Linked DNA regions of Homo sapiens: region 2 is linked to region 1. The links are chromatin contacts, found by Hi-C or POLR2A ChIA-PET in ENCODE. All regions are on one chromosome and are shown on one strand. Each heading gives the region's core, a stretch centred on a gene start or an enhancer-like site at or near the end of the contact. The rest is flanking DNA. Distances are from core to core; before and after follow the strand shown.

Region 1 (5,914 bases), core at 3,228-5,727:
CACTATTTTAAAAATAATTTAAAAACAAAACATCTCAATTACCACACAGGATATTTTAAATTAAATAATTTAAAAGGCTTAAGATACCCAAACATCCGGGTGCAGTGAGTCTTACCCCTCCCCGCGATGTGGACCAGTAGATAATATTTGGGATACAGTCTTGGTTATCCTAATAGCCTCAAATGACCTTTATTTCAGTTGAAACAATTGAAGCCAACATTTCCAAAACAGAAATCAGGTAGGAAGAAATGTTGAACTTTAACTCCTTAGTCCAGCAAACACCTTTGGAAGAGACTGCCTGTGCATGCCAACAAGCTGGCTGTATCTACATGTTCTCTCATAAAACTAGGAGCTCATCTACTCTGAAGTCAAAGTCTAGCAAGCCAGTTGCCACTGAATCCAACCTCTACAGCATTACTCAACAGGAAAGGGGTGAGTTATAGCACGCAACAACTACTTCCTCCCTAGCTCCTGCTTAGTGAAAATCTTCAGAAGCTATTGCTTTTGGAAAAAAAAAAAAAAACAATTAGTTTAGATCTTGACTGTCTATGAAAGAAAATGGTCTTCAAGGAAGGACAGAACACAGCCAGAAAACCATTGAGAAGAGTCTAGCAGAACTGTAGCTCCAGGTCCAGGCTGGGGACTGTCACTATATTTGTTTTATAAACCCAGAAAAGATAAGTCAGGAGTACCAGAGGGAAATCCAAAAGAGCCTGCCCTTTTTTTGAGATGGAGTCTCGCTCTGTTGCCAGGCTGGAGTGCAGTGGCACAGTCTCGGCTCACTGCAACCTCTGCCTCCCAGGTTCAAGCGATTCTCCTGCCTCAGCCTCCCGAGTAGCTGGGACTACAGGCGTGCACCACCATGCCCAGCTAATTTTTGTATCTTTAGTAGAGAGGGGGTTTCACCATGCTGGCCAGGATGGTCTCAATTCCCTGACTTCGTGATCCGCCCGCCTCGGCCTCCCAATGTGCTGGGATTACTTGGGCCCGGCTGAGTCTGCCTCTTAAGGCCTGCATTTTGCTGGGTGCAGTGGCTCATGCCTGTAATTCCAGCACTTTGGGAGGCCAAAGCAGGTGGATCAACTGCCAGGAGTTCCAGACCAGCCTGGCCAATACGGTGAAAACTTGTCTCTACTAAAAATACAAAAAATTAACTGGGCGTGGTGGTGGGCAACTGTAATCCCAGCTACTTGGGAGACAGGCGGGAGAATTGCTTGAACCTGGGAAGCGGAGGTTGCAGTGAGCCGAGATCATGCCACTGCACTCCAGCCTGGGCGCGACAGAGTGAGACTGTCTCAAAGAAAAAAATAATAATAAAGCCTGCATTTTATAACTGTACTACTTCCTAATTTCCATCCCTATCTGCTAGGATATGTTATATTGCTTTGGGAAATCCAAGTTTTTCTCAAAAATTTCAAGTCTAAATATCAATCTGAAGGGACACTGTTTGGTCTAAGAAGTCCAATTAACACTCTGCAATGGTCTTTCTATAGGGCTGACATATTTACCAGCTTTTTGAGTGCGAGTCTAATATAGACAATGAGGAAAATCTTGCCTATAAGTCCTTTCATCTGGTGCTGCAAGTTTGTACTACATATTGATTCTGCCATTTCATAAACACTTTTTAAAAAATCCTAGAGTTTCTTAGAAATCTAATATTCTTCAATACACGTTCAAATTAGATGAATAAAACCAATGCTATTAAAGCATGTTGTTCAGCAAGGAACGAGTATTTTGCCTCGTGACAGCAGTCATATAGCACTGGAGAGGTTTTCTTACCATCAGAAGCAAGGTCAGGACCGACTCTGGAGAATGACAAAACCGTTTGTGTAAAAATAAAATCTAGAAACAAAAAGGCAACTTAGTAACTTTCACGGGACGGGCATGGTGGCTCACGCCTGTAATCCCAGCACTTTGGGAGACTGAAGCGGGTGGATCACCTGAGGTCAGGAGTTCAAGACCAGCCTGGACAACATGGTGAAACTCTATTTCTACTAAAAATACAAAAATTAGCCAGGTGTGGTGGTGGGCACCTGTAATCCCAGCTACTTGGGAGGCTGAGGCAGGAGAATCGCTTGAACCCAGGAGGCGGAGGTTGTAGTGAGCCAAGATCGCACCACTGCATTCCAGCTTGGGCACAGAGTGAGACTCCATCTCAAAACAACAAGAACAACAAAAACCCCCTTCACCACAGCTTCAGTATAAAGACTTACCCAACCAGAAATTATATAGGCCTTAAAAATAATTGTGGGCCAGGCCTACTTCGGGAGCGTGAAGGAGGGTGAAAATTGTGTCATGGCAGCTCTGAGTCCATGGAGTCAACACCATGAGCAAGGATCTCTTTCCTGAGTTGGAAAAATGAATAGACAAGAATTATTGCTGGATTTAACTGGTGACAGACATGTCTAAGGAATATTGCAGGGATTTGATCCCTTTATGAATCTTTTGATTGATGGATGTGTGGAGATTGCAACTAGTGGGTAACAGAATGATATTCCTCATGGTGATATGAGGAAATTGTATCATGTTAGAAGCCTTGGGATGAGTATAAATCAAGGCTGTTTTGCAGAGAAATCCATGACCTCTCCCCGAAGGGCCTATTTTACTATGACGTAAAAATTGGATCATGTATATTTTCATACTAAACTTTTTGTTAAATAAAAAGGAATTGTGGACTGGATATATATCCATCTATTTTTCTGCTAGATAAAAAAAGCTTTTTTTTTTTTTTTTTTTGGTACAGAATATCAAAATGTGCCCGTTTGTCACTTGAAGTGTAAATGGCATTTAAAATATTAGAGGTTCCAACAGTAAAGAAATCAGCAACTTGAGACAATACTGTAAAGACTCATGGAGCATCTAAAAACTTGAAACTTTAGGAAACAACTATGGATAAATAATAATTAGGCTTGGTCTTGCAATGTGTTTCTCTAAACTGTTCCCGTAATAAAGTTCTAAACATCACAATTTGCAGTAAACTTTAGAAAATGTATCTATTATCTATTTTATCCATTCGTAGGTTATGCCCTGATGGGTTTCCAAGGAAAACTGTGGTATGACAAGCATGAAATGAAGACTTGAAGACCTTTTCTTGAATCCGGGCTTAGCGCCCCCATGAAGTGTATGACATTAGGTAAGCACCAGCTCTCAGAAGGATAATTCTTACAAAGTCAGAACAAGATAACCAGGCTATAAGGAACAAATAAAATAATCTGGTATCTATAAACTTTCCTCAACCTTAGACTGCACCTAGCAATGCATAATCAAAATAGAGTTCTAAATCAAGCCCAAAAATACTTCGAAGGAGTTCCCTCAATGAACTAAAACTAAATTTAGATCCACTATTGCCCCCTAATGGTCAGCTCTTAGAAATGAAACCCCTTTGAAAGTAAGAGTATGCAAATTCAGGGTTTTTTTCTATCAAGTTTCCCCAAAAGGCTTCTACATTGTTTTTCTCCAAGACAGACCATCTTCAATTACACTCATTTAAATAAAATTGTAGATACAGTGTATTTCTGATCTTTAAAATGACTTCTGTAACTAGATTAAGCTACCTTTTCTGGTTTTAAAAACATTTTCCTTAGAATGTTTCTTCTGTTTCCAATAATGGAAATCAAGAAGAAAAGAAAAAGAAAAAGGGCTTCTTCTCAAGTCTCTGCTGCATCTTAAGCAAAAGTATGATAACTTGTCTTCCAGGTGTCATGGTGTAAGATTTAGGAGCTGGTTCTTTATCCTAAAGGTTGCTATCACCACAGGTCATTCCTGCTTCTCAGGTATCCACCAATTTCTTCATTCTTGAGGTGATTTGTTAGGGAAAAAAGTCTTCCAAATCAAAAGTCAATGTTTGATCCCAAATCTACTTATATCAAAATACAAGTTCACCGTGGCTTGACTTACAGTCCAAACTAAGATAACTGCCTCTTCCTAAAAACCATGGAAATGTACTGCAGCCACACAGGGTCTGGCACACAGATGGCATGAGTAATTATAGAAGTCTGAATCTCTATGGGTGGAATCCTACCACCTACTTTTCATCTTCTACAAGCCTTAGTTTCATTATCTACAAAATGGGAATAATATCATCTACTTTGTTGGGATACTGGGAAGGCCAAATGAAGTCATATATGAAAAGCATTTAGCCTAACGTTTGGTACACAGAAGGCATCAACAAAAAATATTATCGGTTAGCTCCTTAGTAAAAAAGAAAAAAAAAAGTCAATTATTGAAGAAGGCATTGTCTTGTCACTCACAGGTATGAAAACTCTGAGGTGTCATATCCTATCACAGCCTCTGAGAGCACACCACAACTTTCTATGTGTTCTCCACTGTGGGTGATATCTGTAATGAGACCTGCTAAGGAAACAAAGTCGAGAACGATCTACTGAGGAGAATAAACAACAAAGGAAATGCCTTCTCTTTCAAGTTCTGGGTATTTCACAACAAACATGGTGCCTACAGACTAAATAGGGAAGTTCAGTGCAAGGAATGGAAACATTGGATTGTTAGATCTATTACTCCCTCTAGTGGCCACAAACAAGACTGTTTTTATCAAAATCCCAGTTTGGCCAAGATTGCAACTTGGATATGTGTATGTATCAACCTTGAGTTTGAAAAGAAATAACCAGTCTGTATTTTCTGCCTATGTGGGGGGGAAAAAGGGGCCTGATGTTAAGAGAAGCCAGTGCTGTCACAAATTTTATCAGTTTGGTTTTTATTCCCTGAATGAAAATACTAATCAATGAAGAAAAGGCACATGCGAACTTTTCTACTATATTGACTCTCAAGTGAGAACTGAAGATAATCGCCTTTGTTGCTTTATGAAAGGGAATTTTGAAATGAGCATCTTTCTAAAATAGCAATTTTTTACCACAGGGTGATTTACAAGCCAAGGTAATAATTAAATATGCCCAAGACTATGACTATTTTTCTCTGACCAAACCCTTCATTTTTATAATGGGTAATTATAGTAAAAACTTCAATTAACCAGAGCCCTCAATTAACATGTTATCCTCCTCTTGTACTGTATTTTTAGGGCAAAGTAGAAAAATAATCACAAGAAGTTATTCATATGACAGATTTAGTTTGAAAATCTAGATGTGTTATCTAAGTAGGAAAAAAAACCCTGAAAAATTACATTCACACCATAATATATAAAAAACACCTACATATAAATGATATATATATAAATATATATAACTAGATAATAGCTGGAAGGGAATATAATTTTTTTAAATGTGAATATGGACCAGACATGGTGGCTCACGTCTATAATCCTTATGATTTGAAAGGCTGAGGCAAGAGCATCACTTGAATCCAGGATAACACGGTGAGATCCTGTCTCAACAAAAAACAAAGAAACAAAATAGCTGGGTGTGGTGGTGCATGCCTGTAGTCCAAGCTACTTGGGAGGCTAAGGAAGGAAGATCACTTGAGCCCAGGAGTTTGAGGCTGCATTGAGCTATGATCACACCACTGCACTCCAGCCTGGGCGACCATGTCAAAAAGGAAAAAAGGCTGGGCACAGTGGCTTACACCTGTAATCCCAGCACTTTGGGAGGCCGAGGTGGGTGGACTGTTTGAAGTCAGGAGTTCAGGACCAGCCTGACCAACATGGCAAAACTCTGTCTCTACTAAAAATACAAAAATTAGTTGGGCATGGTGCCGCATGCCTGTAATCCCAGTTACTCAACAGGCTGACGCATGAGAATCACTTGAACGTGGGAGGCGGAGGTTGCAGTGAACCAAGTTTGTGCCACTGCACTCCAGACTGGGCAAGAGTGAGACTCCGTTTCAAAAAAAAAAAAAAAAAAGTGAATGTGATAAAATTGTGAACTACTTTCTACTCTTTCTGCTGTTTTTCTATTACATTGTTATTTGTACAACAAATACATTAAAAATCAGAGAGGTACATATC
Region 2 (5,870 bases), core at 133-2,632, 250 kb before region 1:
CTTGCTGCTTTAAAATGTGCCTTTCTTTCCCTCAAATCAGGCATGCTCCTTCCCCACTCAGGCCCTTTGCATTTGCTCTTCCCTCTGCCCAGATGTCTTTTCCTCTAGATCTTCACACGCAGACCCCTTCTCATCATTCTGGTTGCAGCCTGAATGTTGTCTCCTCAGAGCAGTCACCTGGAGCTCTGGCTAAAGTCAGCCTCACCCGGTTCATCCCAGTTGAGGTTCGTCACCACTGTCACCAGCTGGAATCATCTGCTTCCTGATTTGCTGCTATGTTTCTGGTCTGTCTTCCCCTGTGAAGGCAGAGCCTCATGGGTGTTGCTCATCATTTCGTCTCAGTGCCTGGTGCAGACAAGGCTGAAGCAAAGCACAAGGGAGGTTCCGAGGCTGCAGGCTCCTCACGCCGAGGAGTCAGCCACCCCCGTGTGCCATGGAAATGCAGGCATGTGAGGCTGTGGTTCTTCAGGAGGGACACAGGGAGCAGCCAGACCTGGGGAAAGATTCAGTGGAATGACCCCCGAAACCTGGCATTTGGGGGCTTCTCTACCCCGGCCAGTCAAGCCTCTGGGACCTGAAGAGCCCCCTCACACTCCTCATGACAACCATGACAACCTCATGACAACTAACAGCAAAGGCAGCGGTTTTTTGAAAATGTGTCTTTTGGTGACCAATCCCAAGGGATCATTCACTTTCTGGCCTGGAGACAAGAAAGGGAAGACCTCCCCCAACACCCCCTTTCCCTGCTACAGGTCACCCAGAGGCATAATGTATAGACCTCCTAAATCCCCTCCCTTATCCCTCTAGACATCTCTCTGGACAGCGCGACAGTGAGTCTGTCCCCCTGGCGGCAGCTGGATCATTAACTGTGAGGTTTATCACGGGTGATAGGATTGAGCTCTGTGCTTCACGTTGTTGTTGGAAGGGAGATAAAAGAGGTCTTGGGAGCCATGAGTCCCCGACTTTCCCTTCTACCCCACTTTCCAGAGCAGCTGGATACAGGGAAAGTCACTCACACACTCCTCCTTGCTGGCCGCTGTGCACATGGTTTTGTCATGCATGTCACCCTAACACCAGATTACTTTCCCCAAGACATGCCAGGATCATTTCTTCTAGCCCAGCTGTGTTCGAACTAGCCCTTCACCAAGTGGTTCAGTTTCCTTGGTGGGGCCTGTATGATTGTGAGGGGCTGGGGGAAGTCTGGAGGCGGGTGTCAGGGAAGTATGAAGCCCAGTTCCTGCCACAAGGTTCACACCCAATGAATGGTCACTGTTATTACACAGGATGGTAGGCTTGTGGTTTGTTTTTTCCCTCTATTCTTTGGTCACTTTTCTATAAGCATATTATTTTTAGAATCAGAAAAAAAAACTCATGAAACAAAAGAAATGTGATGAGTGATTTACAGGGAGCAAAGGGCAGAGAGAGAGAGACAGAAAGAGAGAGAGAGAGACAGATGCTCTTTAGAAACCGTGGCTCTGGGCCCCGGAATTTAATCTGCAGTTAAGGAGGCTGAGAGAGGCAGGTGGGTGCACCCACAGGTCTCCTAACTGAGAACTTCCTGCCTTTGAGCCCACCTACTAGTCCCCAGGTTACAGATCTCAGGGAAACCCCAGGGCTCCCACCCCCTCCACACACACACCCACTCCCAGTCAGGCGGCCTGTGAGCCTGGGTTGGGGCTAACCGGAACCCAGCCAGCCTCTCTCCCACCTTCTACCTTCTGTTCTCAATGCTGTGCCCCTGGGCTGGGGCAGCCTGAGCTAGGTGATGTCGAGCCAGGAACAAGAGCCAAGGACCACAGAACCTGCTTTTGGTTCCACATGTCTCTGCCCCATCTTCCTTTTTCTTTTTCCACCTCGTTTCTTTTTTTTTCTCTTTTCTTTCTCTCTCCCTTCCTTTCCTTTCCCTTGCCTCCCCCATTCCCCTTCCCTTCCTTTTCTTTCTTCCTTCCTTCCTTTCTTTTTCTCTTTCTTTCTTTTTCTTTCTTTCTTTCTCTTTCTTTCTTTCCCTCTCTCTCCCTCCCTTCCTTCCTTCCTCCCTTCCTTCCTCTCTTTCTTTCTTTCTTTCTCTCTTTCTCTCTTTCTTTCTCTCTTTCTCTCTTTCTTTCTTTTTCTTAGAGAAAGGATGTCCCTCTGTTGCCCAGGCTGCAGTGAAGTAGCACAACCATGGCTCACTGTAACCTTGAACTCCTGGGCTCAAGCAATCCTCCTGCCTCAACCTCCTGAGTTGCTGGGACTACAGGTGTGAGCAAATGCACCCGGCACTTTTCTCCTTTTTTATTTTAAATACTTTTAGAGTAATTCCTTTACATAAATTGAACTTCATAAAAAGTTAGAACTTTGCACATTAAAAGACACTATCAACAGAGTGAAAAGACCATCCAAGAATGAGATACAGTATTTGCAAATCATATATCCGATTGGGGATTAATCCAGGATATCTAAAGAACTCTAAAACTCAGTAACAACAAAAACCCAAACAACCCAATTCAAGAAATGAGAAAAGGACTTGAATAGACATTTTTCCAAAAAAGATATACAAATGATATACACATGATATACAAAATGATATACAAATGATATACAAAAAGATATACACATTAAAATATGTTCACATCACTGATCACTAGAGAAATACAAATCAAAACCACAATGAGATACCACTTCGTACTCATTAGGGTAGCTATTATCAAAAAACAAGTAACAAGTATTGGTACGGATGTGGAGAAATTGGTGCCCTTGTGCATTGCCGGTGGGAATGTAAAATGAGGCAACCTCAGTGGAAAACGGTAGGCAGTTTCTCAAAAAATTAAACAGAATAACCATAGGGTCCAGCAATTCCACTTCCAAGTATAAACACAAAAGAATTAGAACAGGGACTCAAACAGATTTTTTTTTCCTTTTCTTGCTTTTCTTTCTTTCTTTCTTTTTTTTTTTTTTTTTTTTGGAGACAGAGTCTCACTCTGTTGCACAGGCTAGAGTGCAGTGGTGCGATCTTGGCTCACTACAACCTCCACCTACCAGGTTCAAGCGATTCTCCTGCCTCAGCCTCTGGGATAGCTGGGACTACAGGCACACTACCACCATACCTGGCTAATTTTTGTATTTTTGATAGAGACAGGGTTTCACCATGTTGGCCAGGCTGGTCTTGAACTCTTGGCCTCAAGTGATCTGCCCAGCCCACCTCGGCCTCCCAAAGTGCTGGGGTTACAGGTGTGAGCCACCGCACCCAGCCTCGAACAGATATTTGTATACTCATGTTCATAACAGTATTATTCACAATAGTAAAGGTGGAAACAACCTAAATGTTCACTGACAAATGAATAAATAAACAAAATGTGATACAATAAACTGGGTTGTTATTGTCTTTCAAAAGAATTCTGATACATGCTGCAACATGGACGGACCTTGAAAACATGCTAAGTGAAATAAGCCAGACACAAAGGGACAAATATTGTGTGATTCCACTTACATTATGTATCTAGAATAGTAAAATTCATAGAGATAGAAAGAATAGTGGTAACCAGGGGCTGTGGGGAGGAGGGAATAGGGAGTTATTGTTTAATGAGTATGGAGTTTCAATTTGGGATGATGAAAACATTCTGGAGCTGGATAGTGGTGGTGATGATTGTACAACAATGTGAATGTTCTTAATGTCACTGAAGTGTACATTTAAAAATGGTTAAAATGGGCTGCGCGGTGGCTCACGCCTGTAATCCCAGCACTTTGCGAGGCAGAGGTGGGTGGATCACCTGAGGTCAGGAGTTCAACACCATCCTGACCAGCATGGTGAAACCTCATCTCTACTAAAAATATAAAAATTAGCCGGGCGTGGTGGCATGTGCCTGTAGTCCCAGCTACTTGGGAGGCTGAGGCAGGAGAATCGCTTGAACCCGGGAGGTAGATGTTGCAGTGAGCCTAGATTGTGCCACTGCACTCCAGTCTGGTGACAGAGTGAGACTCCGTCCCAAAAAAAAAAAGGTTAAAATGATAAATATCATATATATTTTACTACAATAAAAAAGAATGGAAAGACTATTAAATATCTTTTAATGAAAACCCCTCGTTCTGCAAAGAAAGAAACAGTCTTAGAGAGGTAGAAAAAAAGTCATTTCTTAAAGTCATCTTTTTTGTTTTTTGTTTTTTTGTGTTTTTTTTTTTTTTTTTTTTTTTTGGTTTTTTGAGATGAAGTCTCACTCTGTCACCCAGGCTGGAGTGCAGTGGCGCGATCTTTGCACACTGCAACCTCCATCTCCCGGGTTCAAGCGATTCTTCTGCTGCAGCCTCCTGAGTAGCTGGGATTACAGGCACAAGCCACCATGCCTGGCTAATTTTTGCATTTTTAGTAGAGACAAGGTTTCACCATATTGGCCAGGCTGGTCTCGAACTCCTGACCTCAGATGATCCACCAACCTCGGCCTCCCAAACTGCTAGGACTACAGGCATGAGCCACTGCACCCAGTCCCTTAACTTCATTTTTGATACCTCAGATATAACAGGTATTCTAAACTTTAAACAGTACACACAGTCGCCAACTTATGATGGTCTGACTTACAGTGTTTTAAACTAATGATGGGTTTATTGGGATGTGAGCCCTGACACAAGTTGAGCAGCATCTGAACAGATGAAATACCCTCCCTCATTAATTCCCGCCCCTCCCCAGTGGGTAACCGAAGGTTACATCACTTTTGTGTGAATCCATCTAGATATCTTCTGTAGGTTTACAGAAATGGAACCATTCTGCACCCATTTTGCAACTTTCCCTTTATACTCAATGCTATTTCTTAGAGATCTTTCCGTGTCAGTACATATAAGCTACCACATTCATTTAAGCTACTACACAGTATTTCATAGTACTAACGTACCATAGCTAAGCATTCCCCTTCTGACAGACACTGCTATTGTCTGAATGTTTGTGTCTCCCCAGATTCACATGTTGAAACCTAGTCCCCAGTGTGGTAGTATTAGCAGTTGGGGCCTTTAAGAGGTGATTAAGTCATGAGGGATCCACCCTTGTGAATGGGATTAGTTCCCTTATAAAAGCAACTCAAAAGAGCTTGTTCATCCTTGTGTCCCGATGTGCCGTTTATGAAGCATAGTGAGTTCTCGCCAGACACCAAGTCTGTGAGCACCTTGATCTTGGACTTCCCAACCTCCAGAACTGTGAGCAATACAGTTCTGTTGTTTATAAATTACCCAGCCTGGCCAGGCGTGGTGGCTCACGCCCGTAATCCCAGCACTCTGGGAGGCCGAGGCAGGCAGATCACAAAGTCAAGAGATCAAGACCATCCTGGCCAACATGGTGAAACCCCGTCTCTACTAAGAATGCAAAAATTACCTAGGCACAGTGGTGCATGCCTGTAGTCCCAGCTACTTGGGTGGCTGAAGCAGGAGAATCGCTTGAACCCGGGAGGCAGAGGTTGCGGTGAGCCAAGATCATGCCACTGCACTCCAGCCTGGTGACACAGCCAGACTCCATCTCAAAAAAAAAAAAAAAAAAAATTACCCCATCTAACGTATTTTGTTATAGCAGCCTGAATGGACTAAGACAGACACTCGACACTATTTTCAGTATTTGCCTGTTACAGACCATTCAGCATAAATGCCTCTTTGCACACATGTAGAAGTGGTTCTCTAGGAAAACTTTCATTTACTTATTAAGGTTACAAGTGTACCTGAATGCATGTCAATCAAATAGCTGCCATGTACTGGCACTTGGGGAATGCTAAATTTTTTTTTTTTTTTTTTTTTTTTGAGACAGAGTCTCGCTCTGTCACCCAGGCTGGAGTGCAGTGGCACAATCTCTGATCACTACAAGCTCTGCCTCCTGGGTTCACACCATTCTCCTGCCTCAGCTTCCCGAGTAGCTGGGA

Evidence for each region. A loop is a pair of places that touch in the nucleus more often than their neighbours do. ChIA-PET counts read pairs that join two places held with the same protein, here RNA polymerase II (POLR2A). Pooled maps may share reads with other maps.
Region 2: a loop to region 1 is called in a pooled map, with 2.1 times the contacts of the local background. The contact joins two enhancer-like sites. A Hi-C loop is called at or near these places in 1 of 50 pooled maps. POLR2A ChIA-PET finds 5 or more read pairs at or near these places in 2 of 52 experiments (T-cell and activated CD8-positive, alpha-beta T cell).

The regions. Positions count from the first base shown.
Region 1 is chr10:110,135,839-110,141,752 of GRCh38, reverse strand. It overlaps the pseudogene SNRPGP12. Among named protein-coding and RNA genes, the nearest start is that of MXI1, 69 kb to the left of the region's middle. Within about 2 kb of position 4,477, at least 3 of the 41 ENCODE cell types and tissues checked have a DNase peak (open chromatin) inside an H3K27ac peak, as active enhancers do.
Region 2 is chr10:110,383,888-110,389,757 of GRCh38, reverse strand. No RefSeq gene overlaps it. Among named protein-coding and RNA genes, the nearest start is that of SMNDC1, 82 kb to the right of the region's middle. RefSeq lists enhancers at 896-965, 976-1,135, 1,186-1,465. Within about 2 kb of position 1,382, at least 3 of the 41 ENCODE cell types and tissues checked have a DNase peak (open chromatin) inside an H3K27ac peak, as active enhancers do.